Regions from separate parts of the Homo sapiens genome. Here region 1 is linked to region 2. A link is a contact called in ENCODE Hi-C or POLR2A ChIA-PET data. All regions are on one chromosome and are shown on one strand. The core of a region is the stretch at or near the end of the contact, and the rest is flanking DNA. Distances in the headings are between cores, read along the strand shown.

Region 1 (4,561 bases), core at 540-3,039, 260 kb before region 2:
AAAGGTCAATGTTGCTGAAATAAGTGTCTAGAGTAAGTCATTTGACGAAGGCAAAAAATAAATTCATATTGTTTTCCCCTTCCTTTTAGGTGTCATCCTGGGAGCAGTGTGTGGAGGGCTTCTTCGCTTGGCATCTCCCATCCACCCTGATGTGGTTATGTTAATAGCCTTCCCAGGGGATATACTCATGAGGATGCTAAAAATGCTCATTCTCCCTCTAATCATCTCCAGCTTAATCACAGGTAAGACTACCTCACTAGTGCCTGGCTAACATGGGTCATACTCCTGCCCTGGCTTTTAATTAACTGTAGAATCTCAATTTGGTTGAGTGAATGTGATCGTCTATGTCATTTCATTTCAGAGCTTTGGTTTTCCCGTCTCTGAAATGAGGATAATCAACCCTAAAGAAATAAAAGCTTGCCATCGATTAGTCAGTCTATTTGTCTTTCTCTCCAGCAAAAAAAAGAAAAAAAAAAAAAGAAAAGAAAAGGAAACACAGCCACATGTTACAAGTGATGATACCTCTAGTGGTTTTAAATTTTTTTTTTTTTTGAGATGGAGTCTCCCTCTGTTGCCCATGCTGGAGTGCGGTGGTGCAATCTCAGCTCACTGCAACCTGTGCCTCGTGGGTTCAAGCGATTCTCCTGCCTCAGCCTCCTGAGTAGCTGGGACTACAGGCATGTGCCATCATGCCTGGCTAATTTTTGTATTTTTAGTAGAGACAGGGTTTCACCATATTGGCCAAGCTGGTCTCGAACTCCTGACCTCATGATCCACCCGCCTCAGCCTCCCAAAGTGCTGGGTTTACAGGCATGAGCCACTGCACCTGGCCTTAATTTTTAATGTCTACTTTTCTCCCCTTTCTAAATTATATTTTGTTCAGATACTGATAAAGGTAATAGATGGAAAAGGAAATTATCTACTATTTTAATTGGGAATTGAGGGAGATTGGCATTAAAAATAAATGAAATGCTAGGTATGAAAGCCCTCTGAGTTTTTCAGAACAAAGTTACTCCTAATATGTGGCATCATGTTCACTTATTTTTCACTACCACCAAGTTGGCCAATGTATGATTTGTTAACAGGTGTATATCCTGAGTCCCAGCATCAATTATCTTTGACTAAAATAATTAATTACTTTATTTGAAAGAATTTGTTCTTCCTCTGTGGGCTTATACTGGTATTTTCCTCCTTACCAAATAATATTGCTCAAACAGGGTATAAATTGATGCCCTTTGGAGACTAAACTCTGAGTTAAGGGCAGGAAGCTGAGCTTTGGTCCATATTTGGGTACCAGCCAGCTAAGTGATCTGGAGAAGTTGTTCCCCTGGACTGGCCACCTCATGAAAGAAGTGAGTGAGGCTCTGGTAACTCCAGGAGATTCAGGGGCTGAGCTGGGTTGAGGCTTCAGCTGGTTGACCAGTGACCCCAGTACCTGAAATGCTGGAACTCAGGATCAGGCACTTAGGGGCTAAGTGGGACCTTATCATTCAGCGCTAGATTGAGTGAAAGGGTGCATTTACCATCAGTGCTCCTCTATAAACCAGAGAAAATGTTCTCTGCACCTGTTAACAGGTCATACGTTGGCCAACTTGGTGGGGAAACCTAGCTCCCGTCGGCTAGAATTAGACTAGGTTGTAAAGAGAAGTAGGTCACACGTAGGTCAGCTTAATTTAGAGCAGCTCACATCACTAACTTCTTCCCCCATAGCAAAAAGGACTAACACCCAAAAAGGGGTTCAATCTCTCTTTCTGGTAAAAGCAGGAACTGAAACCAGGAAGTGAACACATTCAAGAAACAACTGGAAAAAAACCCAGTGGGGCTGGAGTTTTTGTGAATTTGCTTGGAATTTCCTCTAACCTCCCTAGGTATAGATGAAGTGCCCACCATTGGCAGGGTGCTTCACGGGGTGTTCCCTAATCCCTGCATGAGGCTGGGAATGTGGATCTTCATGCTTCACCTCAGAGAAATGAGAGGACTGGGCAAAATCGTTATTCTCAGACTCTCCATGTCAGTTACCAGTAATATATTCAAAAGACATTTTGAGTGTGGCACAGAACTACTAGCTTTTTAGTCTTCCAAGTGAGGACATTAAAACATAAATAAATAAACAAGTTAAAAACTAGCATGTACCAGCAGCATCGCTTCATAAAACAAAGGAGATGTTAAGACCAAAAAAAATAAAAAGTGGAAAGGAATAATCTCAGAATTAAAAATGGGATGTCTTCAACTTTATTTTAACTCATTATTGCAGACTGACAAAAAATTTGTTACAGACCATTTGTAAACTCTAAACAGGAGGATCTCCAACTCTCCCAGTTCTGTAAAATCTTGAAAATCTCCCTGGATAATAGAATGATAAACTATGGGATTGATCAAATATTCAATACAGTCGGCCCTGCATATCTGTGAGTCCCACATGTGCAGATTGAAAATATTTGAGAAAAAAAACTAATAAAAAATACAAAATAATGCAAGTTAAAAATATAGTATAACAGTTATGTACATAGCATTTACATTGTATTAGGTATTGTAAATAATTTAGAGGTGGTTTAAAGTAGACAGGAGGATGTGCATAGGTTATATACAAATACTACACCATTTTACAGAAGAAACTTGGGCACTCTCAGATTTTGGTATCTGTTGGGAGTCCCAGAACCAACCCTCTCATGGATATTGAGGGAAGACTACAGTAGGAGATTTAATCAACCATTAACACATTTGAGTAATATGAAGCTAACGTCATAGAAATGTAGACACAGGTCATTAGCACAAACGTAATAGAATTAATCCTTCTGCATTTCTTTTCAATCCAGGGTTGTCAGGCCTGGATGCTAAGGCTAGTGGCCGCTTGGGCACGAGAGCCATGGTGTATTACATGTCCACGACCATCATTGCTGCAGTACTGGGGGTCATTCTGGTCTTGGCTATCCATCCAGGCAATCCCAAGCTCAAGAAGCAGCTGGGGCCTGGGAAGAAGAATGATGAAGTGTCCAGCCTGGATGCCTTCCTGGACCTTATTCGAAATCTCTTCCCTGAAAACCTTGTCCAAGCCTGCTTTCAACAGGTAACCCAGAGTTCAGATGTTCTCTCTTCTCCAGTCCTCTAAGTTATCAAGGCGATAACTTAAGAGTATTTTAACAGACCAACTCTGGGTAGAAATTTTCTAAATATATAATTATCTCTGTCTAGGCCCAGGGATTCTATGAGGTGGTTTAGGGCAGGATCTTGGGATTGGAGTCTCCTGGTTTTAATTTTTTTAAACATCCCTTTTTTTCCAGCTCACTTAATATATTTTTGCTGTGGGATTGTCCTCCTTTCTCCCCCACCCCCCCCCCCCGCCTCTCTCTCTCTCTCTCTCTCTCTCCCTCCCTCTCTCTCTCTCTCTCTCTCCTTATATCTATCTCTTCCTTTCCTTTTTGTGCATGAGGCTGGGAAATGTGTCTTTGAGTTGTCCATGGGCATATTTTTATTAGCCTTGCCCACAACCTTCTAGAATACACAGTGGTTCTCAAACGTGGCAGTAAAGCTAAACCACCAATGGCACTTTTAAAAAAATACAAATACCCTACACAATCAGAATCTCCAAGAGATGAATCTGGAGCTTGGGTAGTTTTTTAAATTGTGGAAGTAATACATGCAGATTATGAAAATTTTAGAAAGTATAGAAGTACACAAAGTAAAAGTTAGAAGCTTCTGCTTCCCCTTCTCTAGAGCTACTTATGTTGAGAATGCTGTTTCCTCCCCTGTATTTTTCTTTTGCCACTTATGCAAGTGTGCATAATCTTTAAAAGAATTCAACCCTGGCTGGGCGTGGTGGCTCATGCCTATAATCCCAGCACTTCGAGAGGCCGAGGCAGGGGGATCATTTGAGGTTAGGAATTCAAAACCAGCCTGGCCAACATGGTGAAACCCCATCTCTACTAAAAATGCAAAAATTAGCCGGGTGTGGTGGCGCATGCCTGTAATCCCAGCTACTCGGGAGGCCGAGGCAAGAGAATTGCTTGAGCCCGGGAGGCAGAGATTGCAGTGAGCAGAGCCACTGCACTCCAGCCTGGGAGACGGAGTGACATACTGTCTCAAAAACAAAAAACAAAAAAACAAAAAAAAAGAATTTAACCCAATGGTACTCCATTGTTCATAAAACGTTACATCTGACTTTTTCACAGAACAATGTTTGAACAATGAAAAACATTGAACAATGTTTTAAAGTCATCTCTTCTTTTTTTCATGATTGCATAATATTTTTAAAGGATAAATTCCTAGAAGTAAAAATGTCCTTGTCAGGACAAGGAGTTTTGTATTTTGAGTTTGCTGGCTGTTGCAAAATGGCACTACAAAAGTATGTAGCAGTGGGTACAGATTCCTTAGCAATGTATACTCTTGCTTGCTGCATACATGCCTATACATTTTTTTAAACTTGAGATTTTTTTAAAACAGGTGATTCTGTTGAGTGGAACCACTGAGTTAGCTGAGTAGGCCCCATTCACTACCCTGTTTTCTAGCCCCAAGGCCAGCATAGGCTAGAACACATCCCGCACACCCCGGTTTCCATTAACCC
Region 2 (4,623 bases), core at 1,802-4,301:
AGCAGCTCTATCTTGTGCAGGTTATTTCGAAGAAATGCAACTGACATTTAGGAAATGGAATTACTATGTGCCAGAGATTGTGCTAGGAGGTGTACTTGTGCTATATCATCATCCATGTAGGGCAGATAGTATTAAGTCTCTCTTAAATAAATTAGGAAATCGAAGGATCAAGTGGTAAATGGGTAGGTAATTAACATAAGTCACACAACTTGAAATGGCAGTCCCAGGTCTGCCTGAACCCAACACTTGGTCTCTTTTTACAACACAAACTTGATTATAGAAAGGTTAGAGCTTCTAGTTTTGTGTTCTTTATTTTTAGTCACAATGCCAGTTTTGGCAAATGACAAGGTAAGAATAGAACCTTCCATTTCCTTGCCCATGAATCAGTTACTCCCCCAGATTTTTTCATTTTAGACCATGGCTCTACCACTAGCCTAGGGGCCCAAATAAAAAACTCAAGACTTGGCCTTTCCTTCTCCCTTACCCTGTCTTCTGTTTTTGCAGTTTATCATCAAGTTATGTCAATGCTATCTCCAAAGTACATTATGAGCCCATCTATTTCTGTGCATCCCCACCAGCAGACCCGAGTCCAAGCCTCATCATCCATTGCCCAAACTACATCAACAGTGCCTTCCTCTTCACGCCTCGTCCACCCTACAATTTATCTTCATAAGATGTGTATGCTTTTCTTAAGATGTGCATTGGATGTTGTCCCTTTGTTTTTAAGAGTTTTCCAGCTGGATTTGATGTCACTTTCCCATGCTGTCACTAATCCCCAGCCACAACAGAATGGGTCACACTCTTCTGCACTTTGGACCCTTTGCCCATGCCAGAGTTATCCGCTGACCCTCTTCCCATGGCTGTCACCTCTTCAAAAAGGTCCACTGAACCTGAAGTAGATGTCCTCCCTCTATTAAGATTCAACGTATCAAATCCACCCTTTCAAAGTCTTAGACTAGCACCTGGCATACAGTAAGTACTCAATTAATGTCAGCTTTTGTTTTTGTTTTGACCGTCGTTATAGTGAATATTCTAAAAATACATGCCTAGGTGATTAGATAAATGGAGCAGGGAAGAGAAATCACATCAATATCTGGGCCCCCAGGGCTTCTAAGAGAGGCAGCTTAGATATATTTTAAGGAGAAACAGTTTAGGCTTCTAAATCCTCCTTCCTGCCTTAAAAATAAATGTTATTGGTATGATTGTCACATAGACAAGTACTATGTGCATAATGGAGGCATGTTTTACAATAGTAGTATAAGATGTATTTTAAAAAATACAAGAACACTTAAACTATATTTTTAAAAGCAGTGTTCAGACCTGTCTGATTGATTTTCCTAAACAGGTTTTGCCCCAGCTCTTGCAGATCCTCATCAAGTTTTTTCTGACTTAGCAACAAATATCTAAAATAAAGTTTATCTTTTCAATTTCCAGTCTCCTTGCTGACAAAAAAGGAAATGACTTCTGAAGACATGAAAAAAAAAAAACAGGGTGAAGACAAATTGGGTTAGAATAACCCATGACCTAGATCATTAGACTTTGACTAATGAAGAACTGCCTTTTAACAGAGTTAAAATTGACAGCACCATGGCCTCACACCCAACAGGGTTTGAGGCTGGACCCTTCTTTGACAAACGATGCCCTGATTTACGCGCAAAAATACCCATCACAGCATTATTTATAATATTCCCTGTCCAATGCTGGGGACCTAGTTCAATTAGCTATAGAACAGCCATTTGATGAAATATTATAAAGCTATTAAAATAATAGGGGCAAAGAAATTTTAAAACATGGGGAAAGCCTTGATGTTGTAATATTAAATGAATGAAGGAATTCTATGAATGAAACTCATTAAAACATGTCTTCACAGTAGCTGCATTGATTGCACATTTACTATCGTTCAGGCATCTTTTCCAAATGTGATACAGGAGGGCAAGCTTGGAAACAAGACGGGAACCTCTTGATCCATGGCACAATGCTGTCGACCCCTAAGTTCTTCCTCTTTATCTAAACCCAGGTTTGGAAGTACACCAAAATATTAATACTATACATCATTGCAAGCTTTCCTTCTTTGATCCTCTGTATTTTGTAAATGTTCCAACACCTTTTAAAATACACTTTTGTTCTCCTTTAAAGTCTCCCTGAGAGCTTCTAGAAGGCAGCTGCTGTGGGCTCACATCATCCATCCTTCCCCCCGCAAATGTGTAAATAAAGAAACACCTCTGTGCCTTTAAATTATAACAGGCTAAACTTTCCCCTGTAAGTTGATACTCAGACCAGAAGTCTGTGGGTAGGAAGAGTGTTGTGTTTTTTTGTTGCAGCTTCTTTTGGCTGATAAACTAGCACTTAAGTGTTTCCCTTTTCCAAACCCCCAAATGACAAGTATCTTTGTGGTAAAGTGATGGCCCAACTGTCATGGCCATCATAAACGGTGCTGAGGACACTTATTTTTAGTTTACTGTCTAAGGAAGCACTAGGCTTGCTAACCAGAGACCTTGGGGCCCAAACCCCTATGATCCCCAGAACGGAGCTTTTAAAGAGAAAGAAAGGTGAGGCAACCAAAGCTCTTCGGCGGAGCGCAAGCTCCTTTTCTCCAGATGGGCCAGAAAGACAAGGCAGAGATCTTACTTTTGGTGAGAAGACTGTAATCCTCATTTTACATAGTATAATTTTACCAAAGATGCTATGAAACAGAAACATGTTGATTCTATTTAAATAAATGTAAACTCTGGCAGCCTTGGGGAGCCATTACAGCAATGAGGCTGATGACAAGAAACAGAAACACTTCTGCAGACATCTGTTCCTGTGGTCTCCTCAGCAACCTTTTCTCCCATCAGCTAACACAGCTTCATTATTTCACTGAGGAGCTGCTATTCTCTTTGGCATTCACTTTTAAAGCAAGGTGCCTCACCTTCCCTTGGTCAAGTAATTGGCATGTTACCAAGTGCATTAATTCGTTTTCATGCTGCTGATAAAAGCATACCAGAGACTGGGAAGAAAAAGAGGCTTAATTAGACTTACAGTTCCACATGGCTGGGGAGGCCTGAGAATCGTGGCGGAAGGTGAAAGGCACTTCTTACATGGCAGCAGCAAGAGAAAATGAGGAAGAAGCAAAAGTGGAAACCCCTGATAAACCCATCAGATCTCCTGAGACTTATTCACTATCATGAGAATAGCATGGGAAAGATGGGCCCCCATGATTCAATTATCTCCCCCTGGGTCCCTCCTACAACACGTGGGAATTCTGAGAGATATAATTCAAGTTGAGATTTTGGCAGGGACACAGCCAAAGCATATCATTCCACCCCTGGCCCCTCCAAATCTCATGTCCTCACATTTCAAAACCAATCATGCCTTCCCAACAGTCCCCCAAAGTCTTAACTCATTTCAGCATTAACCCAAAAGTCCACAGTCTAAAGTCTCATCTGAGACAAGGCAAGTCCCTTCCACCTATGAGCCTGTAAAATCAAAAGCAAGGTAGTTACTTCCTAGGTACAACAGGGGTACAGGTATTGGGTAAATACAGCCATTCCAAGTGGGAGAAATTGGCCAAAACAAAGAGGTTACAGGCCCCATGTATGTCCAAAATCCAGTAGGGCAGTCAGATTTTAAAGCTCCAAAATGATCTCCTTTGGCTCCAGATCTCACATCCAGGTCACGCTGATGCAAAAGGTAGGTTCCCGTTGTCTTGGGCAGATCTTCCCCTGTGGCTTTGCAGGGTACACCTTCCCTCCCAGCTGCTTTCACAGACTGGCATTGAGTGTCTGTGGCTTTTCCAGGCTCACGGTGCAAGCTGTCAGTGGATGTACCATTCTGGGGTCTGGAGGACAGTGTCCCTCTTCTACAGCTCCATGAGGCAGTGCCCCAGTAGGCTCTGTGTGGGGGTGCCACCCCACATTTCCCTTCTTCACTGCCCTAGCAGAGGCTCTCCATGAGGGCCCCACCCCTGCAGCAAACTTTTGCCTGGGCATCCAGGCATTTCCATACATCCTCTGAAATCTAGGCAGAGGTTCCCAAAGCTCAGTTCTTCACTTCTGTGCACCCACAGGCTCAACACCATGGGTAAGCTGTCAAGGCTTGGGGGTTCCACTCTCTGAAGCCACAGCCCAAGCTCTATGTTGCCCCTTTTAGCCATGGCTGCAGCAGCTGGGTCACAAGGGAACCAAGTCCCTAGGCTGCACACAGCACAGAGAACCTGGGTCCAGGCTACAAAACCACTTTTTCCTCCTGGCCTCCAGGCCTGTGATGAGAAGGGCTGCCGGGAAGGTCTCTGACATGGCCTGGAGACATTTCCCCATGGCGGTAGGGATAAACATTAGGCTCCTTGCTACTTATGCCAATTTCTGCAGCCAACTTGAATTTCTCCTCAAAAATAGGATTTTTTTTTCTACTGCATCATCAGGTTGCAAATTTTCTGAACTTTTATGCTCTGTTTACCTTTTAAAATGGAATGCTTTTAATAGCACCCAAGTCACCTTTTGAATGCTTTGCTGCTTAAAACTTTCTTCTATCAGATACTCTAAATAATTCCTCTCAAGTTCAAAGTTCCACAAATCTCTAGGGCAGGGCAAAGTGTCGCCAGTCTCTTTTTTAAAACACAATGAGTCATCTTTGCTCCAGTTC

The links. A loop is a pair of places that touch in the nucleus more often than their neighbours do. ChIA-PET counts read pairs that join two places held with the same protein, here RNA polymerase II (POLR2A). Pooled maps may share reads with other maps.
Region 1: a pooled map shows a loop between it and region 2 (2.4-fold over the local background). The contact joins two enhancer-like sites. A Hi-C loop is called at or near these places in 1 of 168 maps with a recorded cell type or tissue (dorsolateral prefrontal cortex), 1 of 37 single-sample maps with no recorded cell type and 5 of 50 pooled maps. POLR2A ChIA-PET finds 5 or more read pairs at or near these places in 1 of 52 experiments (activated T-cell).

The regions. Positions count from the first base shown.
Region 1 is chr11:35,310,704-35,315,264 of GRCh38, reverse strand. It overlaps SLC1A2 (solute carrier family 1 member 2), which reads left to right. Exons shown (of 11, transcript NM_004171.4): 3 at 90-242; 4 at 2,817-3,067. Among named protein-coding and RNA genes, the nearest start is that of SLC1A2-AS1, 31 kb to the right of the region's middle. Within about 2 kb of position 1,789, at least 3 of the 41 ENCODE cell types and tissues checked have a DNase peak (open chromatin) inside an H3K27ac peak, as active enhancers do.
Region 2 is chr11:35,048,524-35,053,146 of GRCh38, reverse strand. All of the region lies in intron 2 of LOC105376626 (a long non-coding RNA gene), which reads left to right. Among named protein-coding and RNA genes, the nearest start is that of CD44-DT, 87 kb to the left of the region's middle. Within about 2 kb of position 3,051, at least 6 of the 41 ENCODE cell types and tissues checked have a DNase peak (open chromatin) inside an H3K27ac peak, as active enhancers do.